Linked DNA regions of Mus musculus: region 2 is linked to region 1. A link is a contact called in ENCODE Hi-C or POLR2A ChIA-PET data. All regions are on one chromosome and are shown on one strand. The core of a region is the stretch at or near the end of the contact, and the rest is flanking DNA. Distances in the headings are between cores, read along the strand shown. Region 1 holds the start of Hic2 (hypermethylated in cancer 2). Region 2 holds the start of Tmem191c (transmembrane protein 191C).

Region 1 (7,265 bases), core at 2,273-4,772:
TTCAGAAGCTACTGATAAGAAGGTATCTCTTTGGCTCTCCTGTGAGAGCCACATTCACAAGCATCTTATTTTATTCCTGAATGCCTTTCTCTTAATTCCAGGGCTCAAAATCTATATTAAAATATCTCAGGAGGCCGGGCGTGGTGGCGCATGCCTTTAATCCCAGCACTCGGGAGGCAGAGGCAGGTGGATTTCTGAGTTCGAGGCCAGCCTGGTCTACAAAGTGAGTTCCAGGACAGCTAGGGCTACAGAGAAACCCTGTCTCAAAAAACCAAAAAATAAAGAGAAAAGAAAAAAAAAATCTCAGGAGCCTGGTACAGTGTGGCACCTCTTTAATCCCAGCACTCAGAACACAGAAGCAGGTAGATCTGAGTTCCTTGTCTATCTAGTGAGTTCTTAAGAGCCAGGGCTAGAGAGACCCTGTTTCAAAAACAAAACAGCAAAGGATTTATGGGAGGGAGGTGGATGTCTGTGCCTTCTGGGCCAGTTAGAGCTATAAGAGACCTTGTTTCCTTGTTTTCATTGTTGTTTTAACTTTACACACACGGGACCCCCAGGAGTGCCTAGTGCCTTGGGAAGGGAGAAGGCATCAGGTTCCCTGAAACTGGGGTTACAGATGGTTATGAGTCACCTGGGTCCTCTGAACGCAGCCAGTACTCTTAATCTCTGGGCCATCTCTCTAACCCTTTCTTATTTAAAAATAAAATAAAACCCTGAAAACTGGTGGCACACACCTTTAACCTCAACATTTGCTAGGCAAAGGCAGGCCATTCTCTGAGTTCCAAGACAGACAGAGCTACACAGTGAGGCCCTGTCTCATCTCGAAAGACAAACAAAAAAAGCTGGTCATAGTGGAAATAGTGAGGTCTAAGCCAACCAAGGATACATAGGGAAACCCTCTTTCTTGGGCCAGAGAAATGGCTCAGTGGGCAAAAGTGCTTGCCAATTAGCTTTATGACAACTTTGACCCCCAGGATCCACCTGGTGGAAGAAGAGAACCAACTCCTACAAGCTGTCCCACGCTCGACTCTAGCAGAGAGTCTGCCCATCGACATGCATACATACGAATAAAGAAATGTAGTATCTCAACAAACTCCAGCTCAGTTTAAAAGGGAGAAGGGTAATTCATGCCCCTAACCTCACCCCTTCAAGCCTGACCTTGACAGGCAATAAGGACTCATAGGAAGACTGCACAGCATTCCCTACAGCTCAATAATGCAAAACCCTGTTGCTCTCAGTCCACAACAGCTGACTCCTAGAGGATCAGAGACTGCACTTATTAACAAAATGAGAAATCTGATCTGTGGAAAGAAAACACTATGTGAGGATTAATCTAGAATTGCAGCTTGTGGAAAAGGCTAGGCTGCTGGCCAAGACCAGGAAGTGCGGAAGGAAGGAACCCTGTCTACCTGTCCTCAGAGCAGGTACTATGCAGCAGAACAGGCTGCACCGCCCCTGCCCTGTTTGCACCTCTTCTCCTTCTAGCAATTACAGCAAATCATTTTGGTTCTGCTTTAAACACAGGGCTCCCTCGAGCTGCTTCTTCCTACACGCAAAGCCAACAATCAGAGGGAGATTTTTTTCTTTTCAGGAATTGCTCGTAAAAGCTCAGTGACTAATGTACAAGTCCCAACAACTGGCAGGAAAACACTGCAGGAAGAAATTCTGGGCACACAGCCGAACTCAAACAGCCAGACAAGCTGGCCAACAAGCACTCTCAACACCTTACAACTAACCTGCAGAAAGCCAGGAGCCAAATTAGTAAACTGAATGAACAGCATTGCTCCCCTCGCAGCAAGCAGGCAGGCAATGCAAAGACTGGACAACTTTTCCCAAGTCTACCCTGTAGGTTTCAGAGGTTTTCATTAAAAAACTGCATAGGACAGAAAGATCACCTGCAGGCACATGACTTCTTGCAAAAACCTTAGTGGGAAGGTTTGGCCACACATTTGTCTCTAGAGGCCAGCCTGAGGCTGGACCATCTGCTTTCTTTCAGACTACTCCAGGAGCTCTGCTCCACCCAGCATACTTTTTCGAGAGACAGAGCTACAGAGTGGTTACACAGACTACGATCCTAAAAATGTCTGCTTGAAAGCCAGGGATTCCAGATACGGGCAGATAACAGTGGAGGGGCAAGGCCAGGAGGAATCAGAAGCAATAATGTGGCATCCCTCTAGGGTTTGCCTCCATCCCACCAACCTTTGTCCTAGATTGGAAATCCCAAGTTCAGCCTAGAAGATGAGCCCCTCCACGACCTGCCGAATCTCCTGGTCCTAGGTGCAAAAGCCACAGCTAGCAAACCCCAGTAACAGTCCAGTCACAGGATTCCTATAGGCAAGGATCCGCCCCTCCCCCATCGCCACATATGTCAGTGGGGGTGGCCTCTCAGTGTTACACCCCTCCTGCTGATTGAAAGTGAGGAACCTGGAACACAGCTTTCCAAATGCGCCTGACAATTATAACTAGAAAAGATACTGTGAAGAGGGGGATAGAACACATAAGTAAATAACTTCTGAATCTCTCCGGCCAGCCAAGATCAGCACGGGACTCTCGTCGCAAGGTAGTCCAAAACTGTTCAGGGCGCGGCCGCTGAGAGTATTATCTGGCCTCAATCACTCCAAGTACCTAAGTCACTGCCCCCCAGGGAGAGGTATTTTCCCCCAGCACTTACACCCAGGCTTGTGTGCATATGAACCATTCTGGAAGATAAACAGAGAATGACAAGCTAGGGCCCCTCAGCTCACTCCCTGAGCCAGCCAGTCCCTTCCTCTTGCCACCCGACCCCCTCCCCCCAAGCCCATCTCTCTTCCTGCCAGGCGGCTGCCTCCAGCAAAGGTCTGGGGGCAGGGCAGAAAGCCCACCCAGCCACGGAGCCGGGCCCTCTAAGCCCTACCCTGTCCCTGACACGGCCAGTCCCCCAGCCAGGAAGGGTACTCGAGGAAAAGGACTGCAGACCATACACACAAGCGCAGTTCTGGAAACCGTAAAGCGTTCCAGTGAGGGGCAGCCGCAGGCGTACAGCCGTTTGCATAATGGGAGAACGCCCGCCTGTCAGGCAGCATAGCTCGCCCGACGCCGTTCGGATTAGATTGCTAATGAAAAGGCACAAAGAGCCGGCGCCCGCTACCCCGTCGACCCCCGCTCCACAGACTCGCGTCCCCGGACTGGCGCGGCCCTGGGGGCTTTGTGCCCGGAGTCCCCGTGCCGGCCGCAACCCGCCGGGCACCTGAACCACAAAGCCCCCGCCCGTCCAGGGTCCCGCGTGCGCCTCGGTTCGAGACTAGGGGCCGTGCGCGCGCTCCGTCCCACGCGCGCCCACGCCCCCCTCTCCGGGGGCGCGCCCGGCCCGCGTCGCCCTCCCTCGAGGACACCGCTTACCTCAGGTGCCTGCCAGAGGCCCCTCGTCTTGGGCGCCCGACCTGAGCTGCACGCGCCCGCCCTGTCCGCCCTCCGCCGGCCCCCGCTCGGCTCTCCGCCCAGCGCGCCCAGAGCGCTGCTCACAGCCGCCCGCTCCGCGCCATCTTGGAAGCTTGTGACGTCAGCTCCACCCGCTCACCCCTGACCCACATCTGAATGGGCGAGCGACAGGGCGGACCTGGAGGCGGACCCTTGTGGGGGCGGAACCCTGAGGCTGGGCGGGGCCGCCGAGGGGTCTGAGTCCAGGGATGGGCCAGTGGCTGCGGCAGAGTGTAATGGGGGAGGGGCGCACGGGAGGTCGCCTACAGGGTCCCGATGCAGGCGCCAGAACGGGATGGCAACCTCACCTCAAAATACTTGACGGGCAACACCCAGCGAAACAAGAATCCTGCTCTTTACCACGGGTCTATGCCCAGCCCTCAAACGGAAGACTGACCCGTTTTGAGCCTGACCCGGACCCTTCAGAACCCCCAACACTATCACCACCAACCCGGTTCAGGTGGCCTGCGCCTCTCCTCTTCCGCCCGTTTGAGCCCCTTGATCTACGCAGAGTATCTCAGTCTATAAAGTTTAGCACCCAAAGGCTGCTTGCTCCGCTGTCTGGGCTGCAGGAAGGCCTGCGTGGTTCTGATTTTAAAGGAGAAAAGAGGCCTGGGAGTCTTAACCCTAAACTTCTCCTAGGATCCTTACATCCACTCTCGCGAAGGTCGACCCGGATTGCGCAGAGGGCGGAGAGGTCCGTGTACACTCTGCTTACTTATCCAGAGTTCCGGTGACCGCCGCAGGTCACAGGAGTTTAGGCAGCCCAGTAAAGACCCAAGACTTGTGGCCATCCAAATGTATTGGGGTTCACACGGAGTTATTCTCTAGAGAGTTATTAGATGACCATCTCTCTACTTTGAACACTAAACACTAAAGCCCACCACTGTTAAAGGTCAGAAAAGTCCTAGCCAGAACCTACAGCTGTTCTATAGGGAGGTTGTGACCCAGAGTCAACATTGAAACCCAATTCAATAACCCTTCACAGAGGCAAGCATGCTTTCCGAATGTACAAGCTTAAAATAACAGATTAAAAAAAATTAAAATTCTTAGTTTACCCAATAGCTACATAGCTAATACATGATTGTTTTTACAACTATCATCTTTGAAACACCAAACAACAGAAATAGGAGTACATTTGTCCTAACAGATATTAAAGCAAATTATAAAGCTACTGCTGTCAATTATACTAGCCAAGACATAGAATACTATGCCTAAACATCCTAGAAATGGCGAAAACTCAATAGATTGAAAATGGGTGGCATGGGGCATGTCTTTAGTCCCAGAACTCTGAAGGCTGAAAGAGGCAGATCTCTGTGAATTAGAGCCAGTCTGACTACATAGTGACTTCCAGTTGAGCCAGGGCTACACAGTGAGCCTGCCTCAGAAAGGAAAAACAAAAAAGAACTATCAAGCACGTGTTAAAGGAATTGTCAATCATGAAGAACAGCTTAGAGGTGGGCTGTTTTGAAGACTTACTGAGCCAAGTGTGGTGGTCCTGCCACTCCCTAGGTGATGGTTACAGGAAGGAACATTTTTTTCAGTGGTTATAGTCACTGGTAAACTGACTCCTATAAATAATACACTGGTATTGCCCTGACTCCTATAAATAATCACCCACTTATTCCCCTGTAAGCAGTTCTAATTAAATTCACTAAATCACATAAAAAAGAAAGAGTATGGGGCTGGGGAGATGGCTTAGTGGGTAAGAGTACCCGACTGCTCTTCTGAAGGTCCAGAGTTCAAATCCCAGCAACCACATGGTGGCTCACAACCATCCTTAATGCAATCTGATGCCCTCTTCTGGAGTATCTGAGGACAGCTACAGTGTACTTACATATAATAAATAAATAAATCTAAAAAAAAAAAAAAAAAAAAAAAAAAGAAAGAGTAGAACTGAGACAAGCTGGGGAAAAGAATGGGGTCAGAGGCAGTGGGAAAGAAACAAAAGAGGGTAATGGGCTGATTGTGGTCCAAATATGCTATGTGACTATGTCATGAGACCCATTACTACATGTAATTAATATAGGCTAATAAAAAAATCCAGAGTGAGCCAGGCATGGTGGCGCATGCCTTTAATCCCAGCACTCAAGAGGCAGAGGCAGGTGGATTTCTGAGTTCGAGGCCAGCCTGGTCTATCTACAAAGTAAGTTCCAGGACAGCCAGGGCTATACAGAGAAAGCTTGTCTGGAACACAAAAAACAAAAAACAACAACAACAACAACAAAAAACAGAGTGAAAGGCAGAGCTACAATTGTAAGATTCAGCTGTGCCACCCCTGGGGTAGTTAGGTTAGCTGGTACCTGAGGTACCACTAAGTCAGCACAACCATGTTTATCTTATACTTTTTTACCTTTTTATAACTTTTTTTCATACAATATATGATCATTCTTTCCCCTTCCCCCAGCTCCTACCTACTCAAATCTATACCATTCCACACACACACACTTAAAAAAAAAAAAAAGTCTCACACTGCAACTTTGTCCAGGAACTCTATATATAGACCAAACTGACTTCAAACTCAGAGATCATGCTGGGCGTGGTGGCGCACGCCTTTAATCCCAGCACTCCGGAGGCAGAGGCAGGTGGATTTCTGAGTTCAAGGCCAGCCTGGTCTACGAAGTGAGTTCCAGGACAGCCAGGGCTACACAGAGAAACCCTGTCTCGAAAAACAAAAACAAAAAAAAAAAAAAAAACAAAAAAACTCAGAGATCTTCCTGCTTCTGCCTCCTGAATGCTGGGATTAAAGGTGTGCACCAACAACGTCTCCTGGGCCCTCTTCTCTCTCTTTAAAAAATAAACAAAACCAAAAACCTAATACCACATCCACACAAAAACTTCACAAAATCAGAAACCAAAACAAGCAAAAGACTAAGCCAACATAGTGGCACATGCCATTAGTTCCAGCTCTTGGAAAGCAAAGGCAGGTGGATTGCTGTGAGTTTGAGGCCAGCCTGGTCTACATAAAGAGTTCCAGGACAGCAAGAGCTACATAGTAAAACACTGTCTCAAAAAAAAAAAAAAAAGTGCTTAGACAAAGCAATCTGAAGAAAAAACATGCTAAAACACCATTCAGTTTATATTGTGTTGGTCATCGACTCCTGGGCATGTGGACTGCCCTGAAGTGTGACAAATATTAATCAGTGAGACTCCGTTAGAGAAGACTGATTTTTTTTTCCAATTGCAGATAGCATCTTGGTTAGGGGTGCAAGTTTTTGTGTCCACATCCCCCTCTCTGTAGTGGAACCCCATCTGGCTTAAGCTTGCACAAGCCCTGTGCATGCGGCCACAGTCTGGGCGTTCATATGTGTATCAGTGCTGTTGTATCTGGAGGACACGGATTCCTGGGAACCATCCATCCATCGCCTCTGGAACTTACAGTCTTCCAGCCTTCATTATGAATAGGTTCCAAAGTCCTTAGAGGAGAGTTAGATGAAGACAATCTATTTAGGACTATGTGCTCCAAAATTTCTCACTCTCTATACATTTTCCAGTTGTGGGTCTCTGTGTTAGTTCCCAGGAAGCTTCTCTGATGATGGCTTCACTGATCTGTTGGTACAGCAGAATGTCATTAGGAGTCATTTATTGCTATATCCCCTCGGTCATGACATGGACCTTAAGACCAAGCAGAGAGTGGTTGGTTACTCCTACATCTATGCCACTATTGCACCAGCAAATCTCTTGCGTGGATCATTGTTGTAAGTTGTACAGCTTGTAGCTGGCTCAGTGTTCACCTTTCTTCACTCTCTAGTACCATGAACATTCCATCGGTAGGGATAAAGCTGCTAGGTAGGCAGCAGCCTGACTTC
Region 2 (7,265 bases), core at 2,359-4,858, 43 kb before region 1:
GAAAGGCTAGAGCAGTCACCCCAAGGACCCTGGCACCACTCTGTCTAGTTTTGTTTGCTTTTTGCTTTTTCTAGACAAGGTTTCTCTGTGTAGCCCTGGCTGTCCTGGAACTCACTCTGTAGACCAGGCTGGCCTCAAATTCACAGAAATCTGCCTGCCTCTGCCTGATGAGTGCTGGGATTAAAGGTTCGAGCCACTACTGACCAGCTGGCTTTGGCTTTTTGTAAGATTATATGAGTGTCTGCATGTAGTTTGTGCACTATAACTTTGGTGGTCTGGCACCCATAGACACATTTGTTTGAATGCTTGGCCATAGGGAGTGGCTCTATTAGAAGGTGTAGCCTGTGGGAGTAGGTGTGGCCTTGTCACAAGTGTGTCACTCTAGGGGTGGGCTCTGAGGTCTCAAATGCTCAACCTGAACACTATGGCACACAGTCTCCTTCTGCTGCCTGTGAATCAAGATGTAGGACTCTCAGCTCCTTCTCCAGCACCATGTCTGTCTGGACACTGCCATGCCTCCCACCATGATGATAATGGGCTAAACCTCTGAAACTGTAAGCCAGTGCCAATTAAATGTTTTCCTTTATAAGCATCGTCATGGTCATGGCGTCTCTTCACAGCAATGAAACCCTAAGTAAGACAATGACTATACCTGGTGCTCAGTTAGGGAACAAGAGGGCAGTAAGAATCCCTGAGCAGGAATTCCGGGATGTTGTCAAACACTGTGTGTGAATATTGGAAATTGACCACCCAGTTTCCTGAGACAGTTCCCATTAGCTGGAGCTCACTAATTCACACTTGTCTCTACCTCTCCAACAAGGGGTCACTGACATTACCACCACATCCAGCCTTTTTACATAGGTTCTTAGGGTCAGACACAGGACCTTATGTTTGCAAGGCAGTGAGAGACACCAGTGCATACAACTGATAGGTCGCTGCACGCTACAGAACCTAAACCACATCAGGTGCTTTCTCCAAGTTAAACAGACCATTCCAAGGTACTTTACAGACCACTCTGTTAGGCCGTTAAGGGAGTCTCCAATGAACTTAACAGAAAAAGCTGTAATTGTTTAAATGCTGTGGTTATAGCTTAGCATTCACAAGTGCTGAGCTGAGTTCAATCCCCAGAACAGAATAAACCATCCCTGGTGGCTCATGCCTATAATCCACTCAGGAGCAGGGAGGTAGGTCAAGGTCACTCAGCTGTATAGTGAGTTCAAAGCTGGGATGAAACCCCACACACCTATAAATAAACAAGTAGTCTAGAGTTTATTGGAAATTCAACCCAGATTAATTTCCACTCAGCAGGGCAATCCTTATCTACTGCATGTTCCCCACAAAGCCCACGGTGGCAAGCATACACTACCCGGTGTGTTCAGATGCTGTGAGGGAGGTATGGCGAACTCGAACCTGCCCAAGAGGGAACCCCAACGTTGAAGTAGATCTGGAGTAACTGTGCATCCGCATCCAGGGAAAATAATCCACCCACTACGGAGGGGACCCGACAGGCCAGCACCCACACCCATCCTACCCAAAGCTCAGGTTCAGAAGAGCCCCCTAGAGGGGTCAGGCTGCGGCCTGGACACAAGCAGCCCCGCCACAGACAGGCACCCCTGCACTCAGGTGATATCGGAACAGACGAACTTCACCCCCACCCTTTTCATATAAGCAGGCACCCAGAAAACACAAAGGAGACAGAGGTACAAGCGGCCAAAGCCGACATGATGCACTCTAGGCAGGCAGCAATCCGCGCGCACGCAGCTCAAGTAAAGGCGACAGCGTGTAGCGCAGCCGGCGGAAGACCGCGTCAGAGCCGAGACTCTGGAGCCCCGGGCCAACGGCGTCAGGCTTCGCCAGCACCACGTAAATCAGCGGCAGCACCAGGAAACCCAGCGGGAGCAGCAGCAACGTCTGCAGTGCGCTCAGCGCCCACAGCCTGCAGAACCACCAACGGACAGGTGGGTGGTGGCTCTGGGACCCGGAACCCGGACCGCCCAACCCCCACTAGCCACTCACCTGAGGCTTCCCGCGCCTGTACCACCGAACAGTCGCTTTTCCTGCAGAGAAAGGGCTGTATCCAGTTTTTTGCCTGGGCAGCCGCTAGGCTCTAGCCAAATCTAGTGGGCAGGTACCAGCTTCAGCCCGCGCTTCCCAGCCCACGCTCACGCAGTCAGCCCTGGCCACCTCCTCCATGAGTGAGCCCGCGCAGTCCTGCACCGGACGAGGCTCTGAGTTCCACCTGCAGGACAGGCGCGGAGATGAGCCACCAGGCTGGGCCTAGCACCTTCCGACGCCCTCCAAGTCCCAATTCTTACGGTTCCGAGCCACCGCGCGTAGCCTCCAGCGCAGCTGCTGCCTCCATCACTTTCCCCTGCAGCTCCTGAAGGATGGCAATAGGGATTCAGGGCAGAGGATGCGCTACATCGCGAGTCAGAGAGTAAGGAAGAAAGAGTCGAGGCCGCAGGGCATTCGAAAGAGAACCGCTGTCAGAAACGAGGGGTCACACCTGCAGGACTCCACTCTGCTCCTGGAAGCTGGCCCAGGCCTCTTCTGTCCGCTGCGCACCCTAGAAGCCAGGGGCTTGGTATGAGCATCGCAATGACAGGCCCTCCCCACACGCCTTCCCCCCCCCCCCCAGAGTCCAGCGCCATTCGCACCTGCCGCAGGTCCTCTGCCTGCATGCTGAATTTGGCCTCCGCCAGCTCCAGATGTTTCTTCGGGAGGATTCAAGTGATGTCAAGAACCTGAAGTCCTCGCACACCACTGGGCCTCGAGGCTCGGTCCCCGGCCTTGAAGGCTGATACTCTGCCCACAAATGCACATAACCCTGCCCACAGCCATACTCCGCCCACAGCCCCGCCCAAGTACCTGCAGCGCCACAAGCTGGTTCCCTAGTTGCTGCTCCGCTCGCTGTTGACTTAGCTGCTCCCCTCCATAGTAGAAAAGCTGGGGACCGAACTCGTGAGTGCCTGGCTCAAGGATCTTGGGGACTAGGGCATGATCTGAGACACTGCACGTACCTGACTGGACAGTTCCTCCCACTGTTCCTGCAGCTTCCGATTGTGTTGCTCCTGCGAACAGGGTCCAGGCTGTCTAGGCCCCTCCTCCAGCCTAGCCACCCCGGGAGCCGCCTCTTGCTCTTGCCCGCACCAGGTCCTGCCGGTGCTGCTCCGCCGCCTCCAGCAGCCCACGAGCCCGCTCCGCACGCTCCCGTGCCGCCTCACATGCCTCGCCTCGAATGGCTCGTGATGCTTGACTTCGTCTCCGCTGCAGGCTACACGGGGGAGGGGGAGAGGGGGCGGAGAATTGGTCTGGGATAAAACCAGGGAGCAAGATATTTTGGGAAGGAGCCGCCACCAGCCTGAGAGTTCCAGACTAGGGTCCCACTGCCTGGAGCGAGACTGCCAACAAGCCTGCCGGGGCCTCGGTGCCCTCGCACCTGCGCTCGCGCTCCCGCAGCTCCTCCAGGCGCCCGGTGAGGCTCTCGCTCTCGGCTTCCAGCCCACGCACCAGCTCTTCTAGCTCCTGCTTCCGCAGGCGGCCATCTCGGTTGTCCTTCTGCAGCTGCAGCAGCTGCTCCTGCGGCTCAGTCATGGCTCCAGAGCTCCGCCCCGACCTCCACCGCCTGGGTAACTTGGTGGCCCGCGTCACAATAGGCAGCAGAGGGCGCCCGAACCCAACCGAGACGGATCACGCCCGACCAATTCAGGTATACAAAGCCGGGCTTGGTTGCCCACATCTGTAATTCTATCTCTTGGAGGTGTGAGGGCACGAAGATCAGGAGTTCAAGGTCATCCTTTGCTACATACGGAGTTTGAAATTAGCCAAGGCTACATGCGGACCTGTCTCAAAAAAAAGAAAAACAAAACAAAAAACAAAAATATCACAGTCCAGATCTGATTGGTAAAAAGTTACTAAAGTTCTAAGGAAGGACCAGACTTGATGGTCCGTACCTTGTAATCCCAAAATACTAGAGGCTGAGGCAAGATCACCTAGAGTTCAAGGTCAGCCTAGAGGTCTAAACAAGACCCTGACTCAAAAGAAAATGAGGGCCGGGTGTGGTGGCCCACGCCTTTAATCCCAGCACTTGGGAGGCAGAGGCAGGCGGATTTCTGAGTTCAAGGCCAGCCTAGTCTACAGCCTGAGTTCCAGGACAGCCAGGGCTACACAGAGAAACCCTGTCTCGAAAAAACAAACAAACAAACAAAAACCAAAGAAAAAAAGAAAGAAAAAATGAGAGGGTTTGAGAGATGGCTCAATGGTTAAGAGCACTGACTGCTCTTCCAGAGGTTCTGAGTTCAATTTCCAGCAACCACATGGTGATCCACAACCATCTATAATGGGATCTGATACCCTCTTCCGGTGTGTCTGAAGACAGCTATAGTGTGTGAGTGTGTGTGTATGTGTGTGTGTAATCTTTTTTTTTTTTTTTTTTTTTAAAGAAGGACTGAAGACATGGCTCAGCGGTTAAGAGTATTGACTGCTCTTCTAGAGGTCATAAGTTCAATTCCCAGAAATCACATAGTGGCTCACAACCATTTGTAATGGGATCTGATGCCCTCAAGACAGTGACAATGTACTCATATAAATAAAAATAAATAAGTCTTTAAAAATAAATAAATTAGCCAGGCGGTGGTGGCACACGCCTTTAATCCCAGCACTCGGGAGGCAGAGGCAGGCGCATTTCTGAGTTCGAGGCCAGCCTGGTCTACAGAGTGAGTTCCAGGACAGCCAGGGCTATACAGAGAAATCCTGTCTCAAAAAAAAAATAATAATAATAATAAATAAAAATAAATAAATCTTAAGAGCCACAGTAGCTGTAACTACTGTAACTACAGGCTAAACCAGGTGTGCCTCACCTTAGATTCTGAGTGACCAAGCAGGGAGTGCTAAACTTTTGAGAAAAACATTTTTTTGTTGCTGTTGTTTTTTCGAGACAGGGTTTCTCTGTGTAGCCCTGGCTGTCCTGGAACTCACTTTTGTAGACCAGGCTGGCCTTGAACTCAGAAATCTGCCTGCCTCTGCCTCCCAAGTGCTGGGATTAAAGGCATGCGCCACCGTGCCCGGCTTGAGAAAAACATTTAAAATTAAAATTTTTAATGTTTTTCTCCCCCATGTGCTATGAAACTTTGTCGTGGTCTCAGTGGCTGGATTTTCCCTAGCATAGTGCCGTGCTGAGTGGTGCTGAAGGACCTGGGAGGACCTGGGTGCTAGGGTGGCCTGATGGTCTCTTTTCTCCATGGTTTCAGCTCTAGAGAACCTTTGATTGGGCTTGTGTGGTATGAGTAAGAAAAGGAGGGATGTAGTTTTGTGATCTAGGGGTTCTGTTAGCTCAAGGGGTCTCATTCTGCAGCCAGGCTGGTCTTGACACAACCCCTTACTTCCCTAGGAACCTGCTTAATCATTTTCTTCAATTTATTTCTCTCTCTCTCTCTCTCTGTGTGTGTGTGTGTGTGTGTGTGTGTGTGTGTGTGTGTGTGTGTATACCACATCTGTGCAAATGCCTCAGCAGTCCATCAGATCCCTTGAAGCTGGAATTCCAGCAGTTGTGAGCCACCTATGTGGGTGATGGGAACTAAAGTCAGTGCTCTGGAAGAGCAACAAGTGCTCCTAACTGCACACTGGACCTTTTCACACTCTGTGGTGATATAATCTCTCTAAAGATTTTAAGAAGCTAATTTATTCCATAATTTAGAGGACATACTTTCTGGATGCTGTAATAAACCATTACAGCTTCATTAGATAGCCTGGGGCAGGAATCCTGCTGCAAATTCATAGCCAGCCTTTGCTACAGGGTGAGACTTTGTCTCAAACAGCCCCTCCAAAAAAACAAAAACAAAAACAATGAGTGCTTTTTGCTATGAATGGGCTGGGATATTGGTCAATGGAATCCCTGCACACACAAGGTTCAATTCCCAGTATCACGCACCAAGACATCAATTATTGATTTACAGGAAGGGCTGTGGGTTTTGATAGCTCTGGCTAAGCTGGGATTCCCCAGTGCTGTCAACATAACTCGGATTCCCAGACTCCAGTGCTGCCTCATCTCGTCCACACAAGAAGTTCAAAGCTCCAGGCCTCTGAAGCCCTTCTGGCCCCAGTAATTTGGGAGAAGGTGTGAATACTTGATTTTTGTATTTTCTGGGCTGGGCTGGAGGTGAGCCTCCCAGACAAGTGTCTCCCTCTGAGCCACGCACCCCTGGGCTTCCCTCTCCGTGCCTTTTCTGTTCACAGGCTCTTCCCAAAGCAACTCTCCCTCAGCCAGCGTCCCTTCCTCCCCTTCGGCCTTTGACCGCTCACTTCATAAGCCACCCAGCACACCTGCAGCTTACTTACTGAGTTTTGCTAATCTAGGATTCTTTTTTCTTTTGTTTGATTTTGTTTTCTTTTATTACCTTGGAGACAGGGTCTCATGTTACTCATACTAGCCTGAAACTCAACTGTGTACCAAGGATGACTTAGGACTCCCCCACCTCCACTGCCTGTGCTCACACCACAGGCTTCACCTCTGGGGCTGGCCTTTTTTTTTTTTTTAATGGTCAAATGTGTTGCTTATAAAATAAAACAAAAATAAGGTTCTTGCTAAGTAACCTTGGCTACTGTAGACCAGGTTAGCCTCCAAACTGGCAATCTTATCTTCGTGTCCAAAGCTTTAGACCACCATCCCCAGATAAAAACTGGCAGAAGAAAACACTGTTTCACACCAAAAGGTAGCCAATGGGGCAAGGTAGAGAAACCAACTTAGGATATGGGAAAGGAAAGGAGCCCCTCCCTTCCTGAGATCTCTCAACTGCTGTCAACACTTGCTGTGGAGGGTCTACACACAAATAAATAAGCCCTTCATTTATAGATACTGATTGCTAACGTAGTAATGAACTAGGCTTATGTGTGACCTTGAGTGGGCATACACACACTCAAAAATGTATGCACGTGCAAGAACATACACACGCACGCACACGCACACACACACACACACACATGAGCATCTCCGTTAACTCTGCTTCTTGTCTCATCAGCAATAGCCTTGTCAGGTGCCCCTCTGAAAACACCCTGTGATCTCCCATCTCAGGCTCTTTGGGCCAGCCTTTGACGATAATAGCTTCAAATCCTACCTGTGACCATTGTAAAGAATGACATTTGACTCTACCTTAAAAGCCATTGTTGAAACCGTTCCCTCAGAGAAGTTCCTCAAGACTCAATGTTCTAAAGTGAAGCTGTTAAGACTCAGGAAGTCTTGGGAGACAGAGGCAGGCGGATTTCTGAGT

The links. Hi-C counts contacts between places; a loop is a spot of excess contacts on that map. ChIA-PET counts read pairs that join two places held with the same protein, here RNA polymerase II (POLR2A).
Region 2: a map of gastrocnemius shows a loop between it and region 1 (7-fold over the local background). The contact joins the promoter of Tmem191c here to the promoter of Hic2 in region 1. A Hi-C loop is called at or near these places in 6 of 37 maps with a recorded cell type or tissue (gastrocnemius, heart and left cerebral cortex). POLR2A ChIA-PET finds 5 or more read pairs at or near these places in 4 of 5 experiments (Patski and embryonic stem cell).

The regions. Positions count from the first base shown.
Region 1 is chr16:17,229,844-17,237,108 of GRCm38, reverse strand. Hic2 (hypermethylated in cancer 2) reads right to left here and starts at 3,522. Exons shown (of 3, transcript NM_178922.3): 1 at 3,379-3,522.
Region 2 is chr16:17,272,643-17,279,907 of GRCm38, reverse strand. Tmem191c (transmembrane protein 191C) reads right to left here and starts at 3,608. Exons shown (of 10, transcript NM_177473.3): 1 at 3,440-3,608; 2 at 3,151-3,274; 3 at 3,021-3,071; 4 at 2,869-2,946; 5 at 2,658-2,714; 6 at 2,507-2,566; 7 at 2,316-2,380; 8 at 2,167-2,239; 9 at 2,017-2,057; 10 at 1,247-1,936. The coding sequence starts at 3,594. The coding sequence ends at 1,732.